Regions from separate parts of the Homo sapiens genome. Here region 2 is linked to region 1. A link is a contact called in ENCODE POLR2A ChIA-PET data. All regions are on one chromosome and are shown on one strand. The core of a region is the stretch at or near the end of the contact, and the rest is flanking DNA. Distances in the headings are between cores, read along the strand shown.

The links. ChIA-PET counts read pairs that join two places held with the same protein, here RNA polymerase II (POLR2A).
Region 2: POLR2A ChIA-PET joins it to region 1 with 11 read pairs in activated T-cell. The contact joins two enhancer-like sites. POLR2A ChIA-PET finds 5 or more read pairs at or near these places in 2 of 52 experiments (activated T-cell and naive thymus-derived CD8-positive, alpha-beta T cell).

What each region holds. Positions count from the first base shown.
Region 1 is chr5:72,457,140-72,463,128 of GRCh38, reverse strand. It overlaps ZNF366 (zinc finger protein 366), which reads left to right. Exons shown (of 5, transcript NM_152625.3): 2 at 1,619-2,964. The coding sequence starts at 1,633. Among named protein-coding and RNA genes, the nearest start is that of ZNF366, 47 kb to the left of the region's middle. RefSeq lists an enhancer at 3,467-3,616. Within about 2 kb of position 3,553, at least 2 of the 41 ENCODE cell types and tissues checked have a DNase peak (open chromatin) inside an H3K27ac peak, as active enhancers do.
Region 2 is chr5:72,934,861-72,940,849 of GRCh38, reverse strand. FCHO2-DT (FCHO2 divergent transcript) reads left to right here. Exons shown (of 2, transcript NR_186392.1): 2 at 1-4,315. Among named protein-coding and RNA genes, the nearest start is that of FCHO2-DT, 18 kb to the left of the region's middle. Within about 2 kb of position 2,414, at least 2 of the 41 ENCODE cell types and tissues checked have a DNase peak (open chromatin) inside an H3K27ac peak, as active enhancers do.

The DNA.
Region 1 (5,989 bases), core at 2,304-4,803:
TGGGACCTTCACCCCATATTGCCTTGTTTGTAGACAATCCCAAGGGCTAGAGCCCTGAGTTAGTCTAAGACTCTATGTCAGCCCTATCTCCAGTGGCCCTACATCAGACCTTACACCTGGCCAAGCCAGCTGGCTCCATGGGAGCATCTGATGAGCAAAAGGGATTGATCCCACTCAAACTCAGAGGACTTGGGTAGAACTGACCCTTACTGGAAATGTGGAGTTAGCACTTGGTTCATTCTGTCAGTATCCATATGAAGAAGACAGAAAACTGGCAAGGATGGGTGCAGTGGCTCACGCCTGTAATCCCACAACTGTGGGAGGCCGAGGCGGGTGGATCACTTGAGATCGGGAGTTCAAGACCAGCCTGGCCAACATGGTGAAACCCCGTCTCTACTAAAAACACAAAGATTAACAGGGCGTGGTGGCGCACACCTGTAATCTCAGCTACTCAGGAGGCTGAGGCACAAGGGTCACTTGAACCCAGGAGGCGGATATTGCAGTAAGCTAAGATTGTGCCACTGGACTGCACTTCAGCCTGGGCAACAGAGCCAGACTCCATCTCCAAAAAAAAAAAAAAAGAAAGAAAGAAAGAAAGAAAGAAAGAAAGAAAGAAAGAAAACTGGCAAGGAGACGTGAAAAACACTGCCCCTTGTTCAGACTCTAGTCCCACCACCAGCTCTTTCAGACATGCCTATGTCTCAGGACACAGTAACTGGCTGTGTCAGCAGGGGACATGTCAGGCACCACAGGAGTCACCAAGCCTGCCCCTTACTTTGACACCTGTCTGAAAGGAGAGACCCATGTGCGGCTTTATTTCACATAATAAAGGAATATTTCATTCCAGCTTGCTTCAGGTTTAAGAGTGGAATGTGTACATTGCCAGGATGACTTTATAACATTGAGCTACTCAATATGCTTTTTAAAATCATGTTTATGTCATTCACTCCCTATGCCTTAGTAGCACACCTTACTCAGAGTGGATACTCAGAAACGATTAGATCTGAGTTAAGCATTAACATCCCTTCTCCTATGAGGCTTTGAATATCCTCATTTTCCAGCAGCAAAGGCCCAAGCAAGGGAGTAGCAGTGAAAATTGGTTTCCTTACACAAAGAAAAGACCCTAAAAGTCACTTTCCAATCACCATTAGTAGATGTAATTACAACTCAGATTGAAAAGCTGCAGCAGAATGGGTCTAGTGCTCACTCCTTCAGTGAGTACCTATGTAACTTGAGAATGTCATTTCATTTATCTGGACTTTGGTACCCTGATCTTAAATGGGGACAATGGCCAGATGAGTTCTCAGGTTTCTTCCCAAACTAGTCCACTTCCCTTGCTACCATCACCCCTTGTGGTTTTGTGGCTGGATTTACACTGGAGCCCAATTTGATTCAGCCCTAGGGTCACCCCAAGAGGCCAGTGCTATCCATATTGATAACTGGGTTTGCAAGGAGAAAGAAAAGCGATATTTTGAACAGCCCTAGGATAAATGAGGGTCCATATTAAGCAAGTACTACTCTTCATAAATTAGTACTGATAAATAGCCATAATCCTTAAGGAAAAAGAGAATTTTAAACAAAACCAAACCAAAACACACAAGTTTCTTTCTCTTTAAAGGAAAATTGCCAAGGATGCAGAAGGAAATGAAGATGATCAAAGACGAGGATGTGCATTTCGACTTGGCTGTGAAGAAGACCCCCTCCTTTCCCCACTGCCTGCAGCCAGTGGCTTCTCGGGGAAAGGCTCCCCAAAGACACCCCTTCCCGGAAGCTCTCCGAGGGCCATTTTCCCAGTTTCGGTATGAACCTCCCCCAGGAGACCTAGATGGGTTCCCCGGGGTCTTCGAAGGAGCAGGGTCTAGGAAACGGAAGAGCATGCCCACAAAGATGCCCTATAACCACCCTGCAGAAGAAGTCACCCTCGCCCTCCACTCAGAGGAGAACAAAAACCACGGCCTTCCCAACCTCCCTTTGCTGTTCCCGCAGCCCCCGCGCCCCAAGTATGACTCTCAGATGATCGACCTGTGCAACGTGGGCTTCCAATTCTACCGCAGCCTGGAACACTTTGGGGGCAAGCCCGTCAAGCAGGAACCCATTAAGCCCAGCGCCGTGTGGCCCCAGCCAACGCCCACTCCATTCCTGCCCACGCCCTACCCCTACTACCCCAAAGTCCACCCGGGCCTCATGTTCCCCTTCTTCGTGCCCTCGTCCTCGCCCTTCCCCTTCAGCCGGCACACCTTCCTGCCCAAGCAGCCCCCGGAACCTCTGCTGCCCCGGAAAGCCGAGCCCCAGGAGAGCGAGGAGACCAAGCAGAAGGTGGAGAGGGTGGACGTGAACGTGCAGATCGATGACAGCTACTACGTGGACGTGGGCGGCTCGCAGAAGCGCTGGCAGTGCCCCACCTGCGAGAAGTCCTACACCTCCAAGTACAACCTGGTCACCCACATCCTGGGCCACAGTGGGATCAAGCCGCACGCGTGCACGCACTGCGGGAAGCTCTTCAAGCAGCTCAGCCACCTGCATACCCACATGCTGACCCACCAGGGCACGCGGCCCCACAAGTGCCAGGTGTGCCACAAGGCCTTCACCCAGACCAGCCACCTGAAGCGCCACATGATGCAGCACAGCGAGGTGAAGCCGCACAACTGCCGCGTGTGCGGCCGCGGCTTTGCCTACCCCAGCGAGCTCAAGGCCCACGAAGCCAAGCACGCCAGTGGGCGCGAGAACATCTGTGTGGAGTGCGGCCTCGACTTCCCCACCTTGGCCCAGCTGAAGAGACACCTCACCACGCACCGGGGCCCCATCCAGTACAACTGCTCCGAGTGCGACAAGACCTTCCAGTACCCGAGCCAGCTGCAGAACCACATGATGAAGCACAAGGACATCCGGCCCTACATCTGCTCAGAGTGTGGCATGGAGTTTGTGCAGCCGCACCACCTCAAGCAGCACTCCCTCACCCACAAGGTACTGCGGGGCCTCTGGTGGGGCGGACGGGGCCTTGGGAAGAGGAGCGGGGCCCTGAGCAGAGCACTGGGGAGCAGGACGCCTGTGCCGCTCTGCACCTTACCCCGAGGAGGTGGGCAACCCCGGACAAGCGGTCCCTTGGCCGAGCCCTGAGGTCCTTCCTCACGTTTAAATAAGAGAGAACGATTCTCGACCAAGCCCTTTGCCCCAGCAGCCTTCTAGACTCTAAGGTAGGCCTAGAAATAAATAATGCAGACATTTGCAGAGGAGATGAGGAAGGATGCTCCCTAGCCTCCAAGAATCTTGCAGATTCGGTTTCTAGAAACTTCATCCAAGGCACTAGCATGAGTAAGTCATCAGACCCTAGATCAGCTCTGTGCCTGGGATGTGCCAGGGAGCACCTTCTGGATAATTCTCTTCGTCTTGTACTGTTGAAGCAGTGGAAAACTTTTTGGATTGTTTTCTCCCTCAACTGTGAGACCTGCTTCATATGCAAGTTCTCCAAGGGAAGCAGAGCTTGGCTGAGGCCGGCAGGGCCTATACCTCCCTGCGTTGGACCCGTGCCTAGCTGGGTGAAGTGCCCTGTGGTTTACATTGTAGGAGGCATGAGAAAGCATCCTTCTCTGTTTGGTTTTGTTTGATCTTCTCTGTGCTCAGGTCTTCAAGGGGAAATACAGGCCCAAGAGTCTGAGTTCAGCCCAGTTTGCAACCATAGCCCTGGAGTCATTCAGGCTGAACTAAAACAAGGCCCTAGTGGTGTTCCTGAAATCTTACCCCAGCTAAAGTATGGAACCTGCTCTGAGCCTCCGAGAGGGAGTTTTGCCCCCACTGACTCCCACTCTCACACCCTTAACCTCAAGTGGTTTTCTTGGCAGGAAAGACTTCTAGCAAGCCAGAGTTTCTAAAGCATTCTTTAATTCTGAAAGGTCAGGAGAGGACTTTGCCCAGCCAAGATAATGTTTCTGCTGTGCTATAATACGTTTCACTTCTTAGGTTAGGACAAAACACAGGGTATTTTCTGGCTCTGCCACAGAGATGAAATGTGTGGCTGCCTTGTGGGCTCTGCACAAACAGCTCCTGCCCTACAAAAGGTACCTGTAGATACTATCCAGAGGGGAGTCGCCTGCCAAGTGCAGGAACCATCAACAAAGGACCCAGACTGGGATTCAGCCGTAAAGGGGACCATTCGCTAACTTCAGGGGCTCCTTTATATGTGGGAAAGGAATCAAAAGTGCATTTTAGAGCATATGAAGATCCTGTAAGATGGTAGAAAATGAAGTCAAAATGGGAGAAACAGCCTGGTGTCTGAAATAAGTTTCATTTGAATTTTAATTAAAACAAAATACACTTTAATGAGAGGTGTCAGCAAACAGTGAGAGGTAGTATTTGTTGAACACTTGCTATATGACAGGTGTTTCACTCTTCATTTAATCCTCATTTACTTCTCAACAACTCTAAGAGCTACTCCCGATCTGCAGTTGAAGACACTGAGGCATGGGAGGTCACTCAGGAATCTCTGACACAGGCACCTGTGCCTTGGCCACTCTACAGTGAACACTTCCTCTTTTCCACCTGCTTCCCTGTTCGCACCCCTGACCACCTGACAGGCTCCGACTCTGTGATTCCACTGATCCTATCAGAGAGACAACAGCTTCCTTTGTTGCCTTAAAGTTGTGTCCAGGCTCCTGCTCATTTGCATTCTAGGCCAGCCCACAGGTGAATCTTACTTTGGACACAGAATTCTCTTTAAAGAATTCTGAAAACAGTGATAAGCAGAAACGTCTCCTTGGTTTCAGGACAAATGGATCAGATCCAAGCCCAGAGAAAATCTTGAGAGAAGAAAGATGCTGGCCGGGCGCGGTGGCTCACGCCTGTAATCCCAGCACTTTGGGAGGCCGAGACGGGCGGATCACAAGGTCAGGAGATCGAGACCATCCTGGCTAACACGGTGAAACCCCGTCTCTACTAAAAATACAAAAAATTAGCCGGGCATGGTGGCGGGTACCTGTAGTTCCAGCTACTCGGAAGGCTGAGGCAGGAGAATGGCGTGAACCCAGGAGGCGGAGCTTGCAGTGAGCCGAGACCACGCCACTGCACTCCAGCCTGGGCAACAGAGTGAGATTCCGTCTCAAAAAAAAAAAAAAAAAAAAAAGAAAGATGCTAAAATAAAATTTAAAATCCATTAAGAAAATGTTTTTCATTAATTTTATAATCTTAAACTCAGTGTTTGAATATGCACTACATTTTAAAGATTCATCTCCATAGGCAGAATCAAAATTTAATTTCTAAAGGAGGTTGATTTCTAGGTCTCCTTATTAACATAAATGCATACTCATGTACCATCATCTGGACTAGACAGTGCTTGAGTTAGAAAGAACCCCAGGGTTCTCATGACCCACCACTTCATCTTGTGATGAGAAGCCTTCACTAAAAAAGGCCACACGACTCATCTAAGGTTTTACAGCCAGTAAACAGCTGGGCAGAGACCTGAATCCACCATTTAGTACCATGGGCCCACCAGAACTGCAGAGTGGTTCTTTCTTACCATGCCTCAAAGTAAAGAAATGGAAACATAGACAGAGAGAGTCAGAGATGAGCTTGGAATCCCTCCTTCCCTCCTTCAGCCACTATGAATACCAGGCAATATGGATTTCATCAGGTACAGTTGTTAACTAAGTAACTTGTTCTAATCCTATGATAACCTTCAGTTTAGTGCCCTGGTTCTCTAAATTTTTCTTCCCAAAAGTCATTCAGGGTCAAGACCTCTTGCAAAGGCCTTTGTGGGGAAGCAATGGATAGTCAGGATTAGTGAATGCCCGGCTCAAGCTGTGAGTCCCTGGAAATGCTCTCAATTAAGGGCCTTGGTTCAAACACACCTTCATGCACAGCAAGGAAACAAGAAAGCCTCCTGTCCTGTTCCTTAATTCAGAAAGCTACCTCTTGCCAAATTTCTTTATAAGAAGGAGCTGGCTTAGGGAAGGCTCCATAACCATGTCATTGTGGAGGTCAGTGTGGCCTGTGGGAA
Region 2 (5,989 bases), core at 1,165-3,664, 480 kb before region 1:
CCATGCCCGGCTAATTTTTTTGTATTTTTAGTAGAGACGGGGTTTCACTGTGTTAGCCAGGATGGTCTGGATCTCCTGACCTCATGATCCGCCTGCCTTGGTCTTCCAAAGTGCTGGGATTACAGGCATGAGCCACCGCACTCGGCTGTCTTCATGTTTTATCTTATCTTCCCTGACGCCTATATTTCTGATTTGTGTTCTTTTAATTCATGACAATTTGTTTAGTCTCAACTTTTATTTGCTCTATGGTGAGAATGCTTTATCTACTATTTGTTTTGCGGGGGCGGGGGCTGGGTATTCCCATCTTTTCTTTTTTTTACAGTTCCTATGCTAGTTTTTATTTTATTTTAGGTCAACTTTAAATAAGGTGAGTTCTTATCTATTTACTGGAGTTTTGTATGAGAGAGGCCAAGATGGTATTCATGGTCAGCAGAAACTCTCCTCATGAGACAGGGTTATGTGCTACGTGTGTGAATAAACTTTATGTTTTGCTTCTCTGCAGCCTCCTTGAGATCAGCACCAATGGGATGTCACAATGCAGACTCTCTCCCCCACTCTTTCCTCAACTACAGACTACTTCCTGAAAAATATGATTAGTTTATGATATTTCTTGCTCAAATCCGCTTCCTCAGCTTTTTCTCAGTACCAAACTGTCCAGAAAAGTTCCCACCACCGGAACCTCATTCCATTGTTGCAAACAAAGAGATTATTGATTTTTCATCTTAGGCTATGCACTTCACGTTAGAGTCATGGATTCTGCTGGCTCTGTACATTTCTGTTTGATCTTCACTGCTTTTGGCAGACTTTTTTTCTGTTTTAGTTTCAAATATCTTCTAGTTGCATCAGATATAGAGTTGACATTACCGTTTCTTATTCTTCTTATTACTTTTGGGTGGCTAGGCAGTAAAGACCTATGTTCTTTGCCATATTAATACCTAGATAAGATCAGAAGATGATTTTGCATTAATTCTGCCTGGCATTTAGTAGACTCTTCCAATCCAAGTCTGGGAAATGTTCTTTTTTTATTTCTTTGATAATTGTCTCCCTTTTATTCTTACAGTCCTATAGCTGTATAATTTTAGTTATATTTATCTTCTGTATCTCTTAATATTGCTGTACTTTTTCTTTTTCTTTTTTTCTTTGAGACAGAGTCTTGCTCTGTTGCCCAGGCTGGAGTGCAGTGGCACAATCTCGGCTCACTGCCCAGCTCTGCCTCCCGGGTTCACACCATTCTTCCCCCTCAGCCTCTGAGTATCTGGGACTGCAGACGCCCGCCACCATGCCCAGATAATTTTTTTATATTTTTAGTAGAGACGGGGTTTCACCATGTTAGCCAGGATGGTCTCGATCTCCTGACCTCATGATCCGCCCGTCTCTGCCTCCCAAAGTGCTGGGATTACAGGCATGAGCCACCACGCCTGGCCTATTGCTGTACTTTTTCTTTTGTTCTTTTTTTTTCTTTTTTGCATAAATTTTGGAAAAGTCTCTCAGCTCAATTTTCCAACTCATTAATTGTATATTCAGGTTAGGGTAAGGGTTATTGTATATTTAGCCCAATTATTGGATTTAGTCATTTTTTTTTTTCTTTGAGAAGGATTCTCACTCCATCACCCAGACTGGAGTGCAGTGGCGCAATATCGGCTCACTGCAATCTCTGCCTCCTGGGTTCAAGCAATTCTCTTGCCTCAGCCTCCTGAGTAGCTGGGATTACAGGCACCTGCCACCACGCCTAAGTTTTGTATTTTTAGTAGAGACGGGGTTTCACCATGTTGGCCAGGCTAGTCTTGAACTCCTGACCTCAGATGATCCACCCGCCTCAGCCTCCAAAAGTGCTGGGATTACAGGCATGAGCCACCATGCCTGGCCGCAATAATATTTTAAAATTTCCATGAATTCTGGTTGTGTTTCATAGCAGCTGTCTCTTGTTTCAATGTGATTTACTTTAAAGCAACTCTGAGGATCTGAACTATGTTTAATTTCAAGTTTTTATCTGTTTCTATTGACTATTCTTTTTAAGTGGGCTAGTTCTATTTGTTAAATTTGGTGCTCTCTTTAGTGCTCTTGGTTTCTCCAAATGTTTGTTGGTTCTTTTGTTGTTGTTGTTCCATTTGTAGGAACAGAATTTCAGTCTAGACTGAAATTCATAGCTGGACGCATTTCCTCACTTCAAATGAGAACTCATGTTTACCTGGCAGTGAATGCAAGTTTTGATTACAAGAATCTGCCTCATGGGATTTGGTAGGGATAGGCAGACTCTGTAGGTAACGTCTCTTCTTAGAATAGTTTCCTGACCCTCCAGGGTATTGTCCTTTTCCTCTGACCTTAGCTTACTCTGGAACAGTAATATGTTGGTAAATGTTTGACAGCCAGCTCTGGGTGGAGTGGGGGAAGTCCTAGTTTGCAGCATTTCCTGATTTCCATGCAATGTAAAATCTCCCACCCTAGCCAATTTTCAAGCTAGCAACATAACAGTCACTGAATGGGGAGTTGAGAAGAGATGTGCAAACTAGATTCTTAAGAGACTGACTTCATTTAGCATACCATTGCTGTGGGGCTGCTGTACTATGTCAGAAAACTATACCCATGACTCTCATCTAAGCCCAAACAATGGAGCCAGCTGCTCCAAGAGCAACTCCAGGAATTGATGGGGACTTAGGGGTATGGCTCCGTTATTTCTTCAGTTAACAAAGTACTTTGTTCCTTTGAATGGTTTTAGGTTCTTATGCCCTGCTAGATTTCTCTACTGATTCCCACGTTTCTTATTTTTTTCAAAAATTCCTTTCTATATTGTTTGCTGGAAGCACCTTTTCTGGTTTTCCTGTGCTGCTTTGAATTTATTTTTCTATTTCTTTGTGATTTCAGTGGAATTTGGAGAAGGAATGGCAAAGCGGAAGTCCTTCTCCTATTTGATGTCTTAACTTGTTTTTACTGGAAGTCACTTCCTCTTTTGTCTCAGAGGCTGATTCGCCTCCCATAACCAGTGATTTTCCTGTAAGCTCATTATCCTGGATGATGGCTTGACTAACCAAGGCTACTGGCTGCTGAGGGGTTTCTGAGGAAACTTTGGTAGCCTGATTGAGGCCATCTGCCTCTCCACCTGCACTGTAGTTGTGGAGTACACCACTCTGTTCATGGAGGCCATGCACACTGGCCAGAGAAGAGCAGCCCATGTGCAAAAGGATCCAAGTAAGCATTTTCCATTCTCACAGGTCAAATAAGAGGACTTCCCACATTTATTCAGAAGGTAGTTGAAAGTGGTCAGCCCCAGATCTCCCCTATGTGACTCTTTGGTTGATGCTACTTGTACCTCAACACTTGGAAGGCCCGTTCTGGACAGGAGCAACTTTCACTTTACTCTGGAAACGTGGGCAGGTGGGCACAGAATAGAGTGAATCTGAGGCAGAAACTCCTTCAGGCTAACTTTGTGACGGACACTGTTCTAAGTCTTCAGGTGAGTTAACTCATTTAGTCTTCAAGACAATCCTCTGAAGTAGGTATTTTTATCATCCTCAGTTTACAGACACAGAAACTGAGACACAGAAAGGCCATTCAGCCACTCAGTGGTTGAGGCAGGACTGACACTCAAGAAGTCTTGTGACAGTTGTAATGAGTTAGTCGTGATGGTGGCTACCAGGTAGGTGTGTGGATAGATATGTAGTGGCCTCTCCTCCGATGGAAAACTCCCAAAGCACTGAAACAGTCTGGTAGCTGTAGTTGCCGAGGTGTGTAGGGGCATCGGTGAGCTCAGCAGACTGTGTTCCAAGTCACATTAAAGAGGCAGATTTATTGCAAGCCTATCTCCTAGAGACAGAATGTATTTTCCAAAAATGGGCAACACACTGTGTCCCATCTCACATGCTGTTCTTATAATATAACTTTGATACTACATTCTTATTTAGAAATGGAAGCCCATGTTTCCTCCCTTTGATGCTGGGCAGAATTGTGACTACAATGAAAATAATGCTATATGGCTTTTGAGGCTAGGTCCTAAAAGGTAATGCAATATACGTACAGTTCTCTTGGAATATTTAATATTGAAATCCGACCACCACGCTGTAAAGAAGACTGCAGCCCATGGAGAAGTCCACACAGCCAGAAACTGAGGCCCAAGGCTCACATCCCCAGCTGAGCTCCTGGCCTACAGCCAGCCCCAAGGTGCCGTCATGTGAATGAGACATTTTGAAAGTGGATCCCCCAGGCCCAGGCAAGCCATTCCTGACAATAAAATGTGGAACAGAGATGTGATTCCTTTTTAAGACCTCCCCAAATAACAGATTCCTAAGCAAAAATAAAGGACTGTTGTTGTTTTAAGCCACTAGGTTTTGGAGTGGTTTGTTATGTGCCATAGATACATTCCTGCATATTACCTGCTTGTCTCCAAAAAATTCAAAACTCAGTCTAATAGGTGGGACTTCCCCTGAGGGCTCTGGCAATTATCAAACTTTCCCCATAACTTTCACCAAATTATTGAGCTGCTCCAGGAGAGGAAGAATATAAAGAGTATATTTACAATTTTGTCTGGAATTGGTGGGTTCTTGGTCTCGCTGACTTCAAGAATGAAGCCACAAACCCTTGTGGTGAGTGTTACAGTTCTTAAAGATGGTGTGTCTGCAGTTTATTCCTTCAGATGTTCAGATGTGTCTGGAGTTTCTTCCTTCTCGTGGATTCATGGTCTCGCTGACTTCAGGAGTGAAGCTGCAGACCTTCGCGGTGAGTGTCACAGCTCTTAAAGGCGGCGCATCTGGAGTTGTTCATTCTTTCCCATGGGTTCGTGGTCTTGCTGGCCTCAGGAGTGAAGCTGCAGACCTTCACGGTGAATGTTATAGCTCTTAAAGGTGGTGCGGACCCAAAGAGTGAGCAGCAGCAAAATTTATTGTGAAGAGCGAAAGAACAAAGTTTCCACAGCATGGAAGGGGACCCAAGCATGTTGACACTGTTGGCTCAGACAGCCTGCTTCTATTCCCTAATCTGGCCCCACCCACATCCTGATGATTGGTCCATTTTACAGAGAGCTGATCGGTCCATTTTGACAGAGTGCTGATTGGTGCATTTACAATCCCTGAGCTAGACACAGAGTACTGATTGGTGCATATACAATCCTCCAGCTAGACATGAAAGTTCTCTAAGTCCCCACCCAACTCAGGAGCCCAGCTGGCTTCGCCTAGTGGATCCCACGCTGGGGCCATGGGTGGAGCTGCTCATCAGTCCCACACCACGTGCCTGCACTCCTCAGCCCTTGGGCGGTCGATGGGACTGGGCACCGTGGAGCAGGGGCAGGGGGTGGTGCCCGTCGGGGAGGCTCTGGCTGCACGGGAGCCCACTGGTGTTGAGGGAGCTCAGGCATGGTGGGCTGCAGGTCCTGAGCACTGCCCCGCAGGGAGGCGGCTGAGGCCCTGTGAGAATTTGAGTGCAGCGCGGGCAGGCCAGCAGTGCTGGGGGACCCAGTGCACCCTCCACAGCTGCTGGCCCGGGTGCTAAGCCCCTCACTGCCCGGGGCCGGCAGCGCCAGCCAGCCACTCTGAGTGCAGGGCCCGCTGAGCCCACGCCCACCCGGAACTCACGCTGGCCCGCGAGCACCGTGTGCAGCCCCGGTTCCCGCCCCCGCCTCTCCCTCCACACCTCCCCGCAAGCAGAGGGAGCCAGCTCCAGCCTCGGCCAGCCCAGAGAGGGGCTCCCACAGTGCAGCAGTGGGTTGAAGGGCTCCTCAAGTGCAGCCAGAGTGGACACCGAGGCCGAGGAGGCCTCTCAATCCCCCCTCTAAACAGGACACCCCAACTGCTGTTGGGAATTTGGCCAATGACCGCTCTAGCTACTTCCTGCTGGATAGGGATGATGAAGGGGTCCTGCAGTTGTAGTGTCCTCCAGAGGGGAACTCTCTAGGCCAGTGAAAGTGCCAGCAGGTTGGTTCAGGGATCCTCGGTAGAAGTTGTTAGTTGAACTCATTTGGGGTTCCATTTGTAAGACCATCTGTAGCTTGATGGCCTCGATT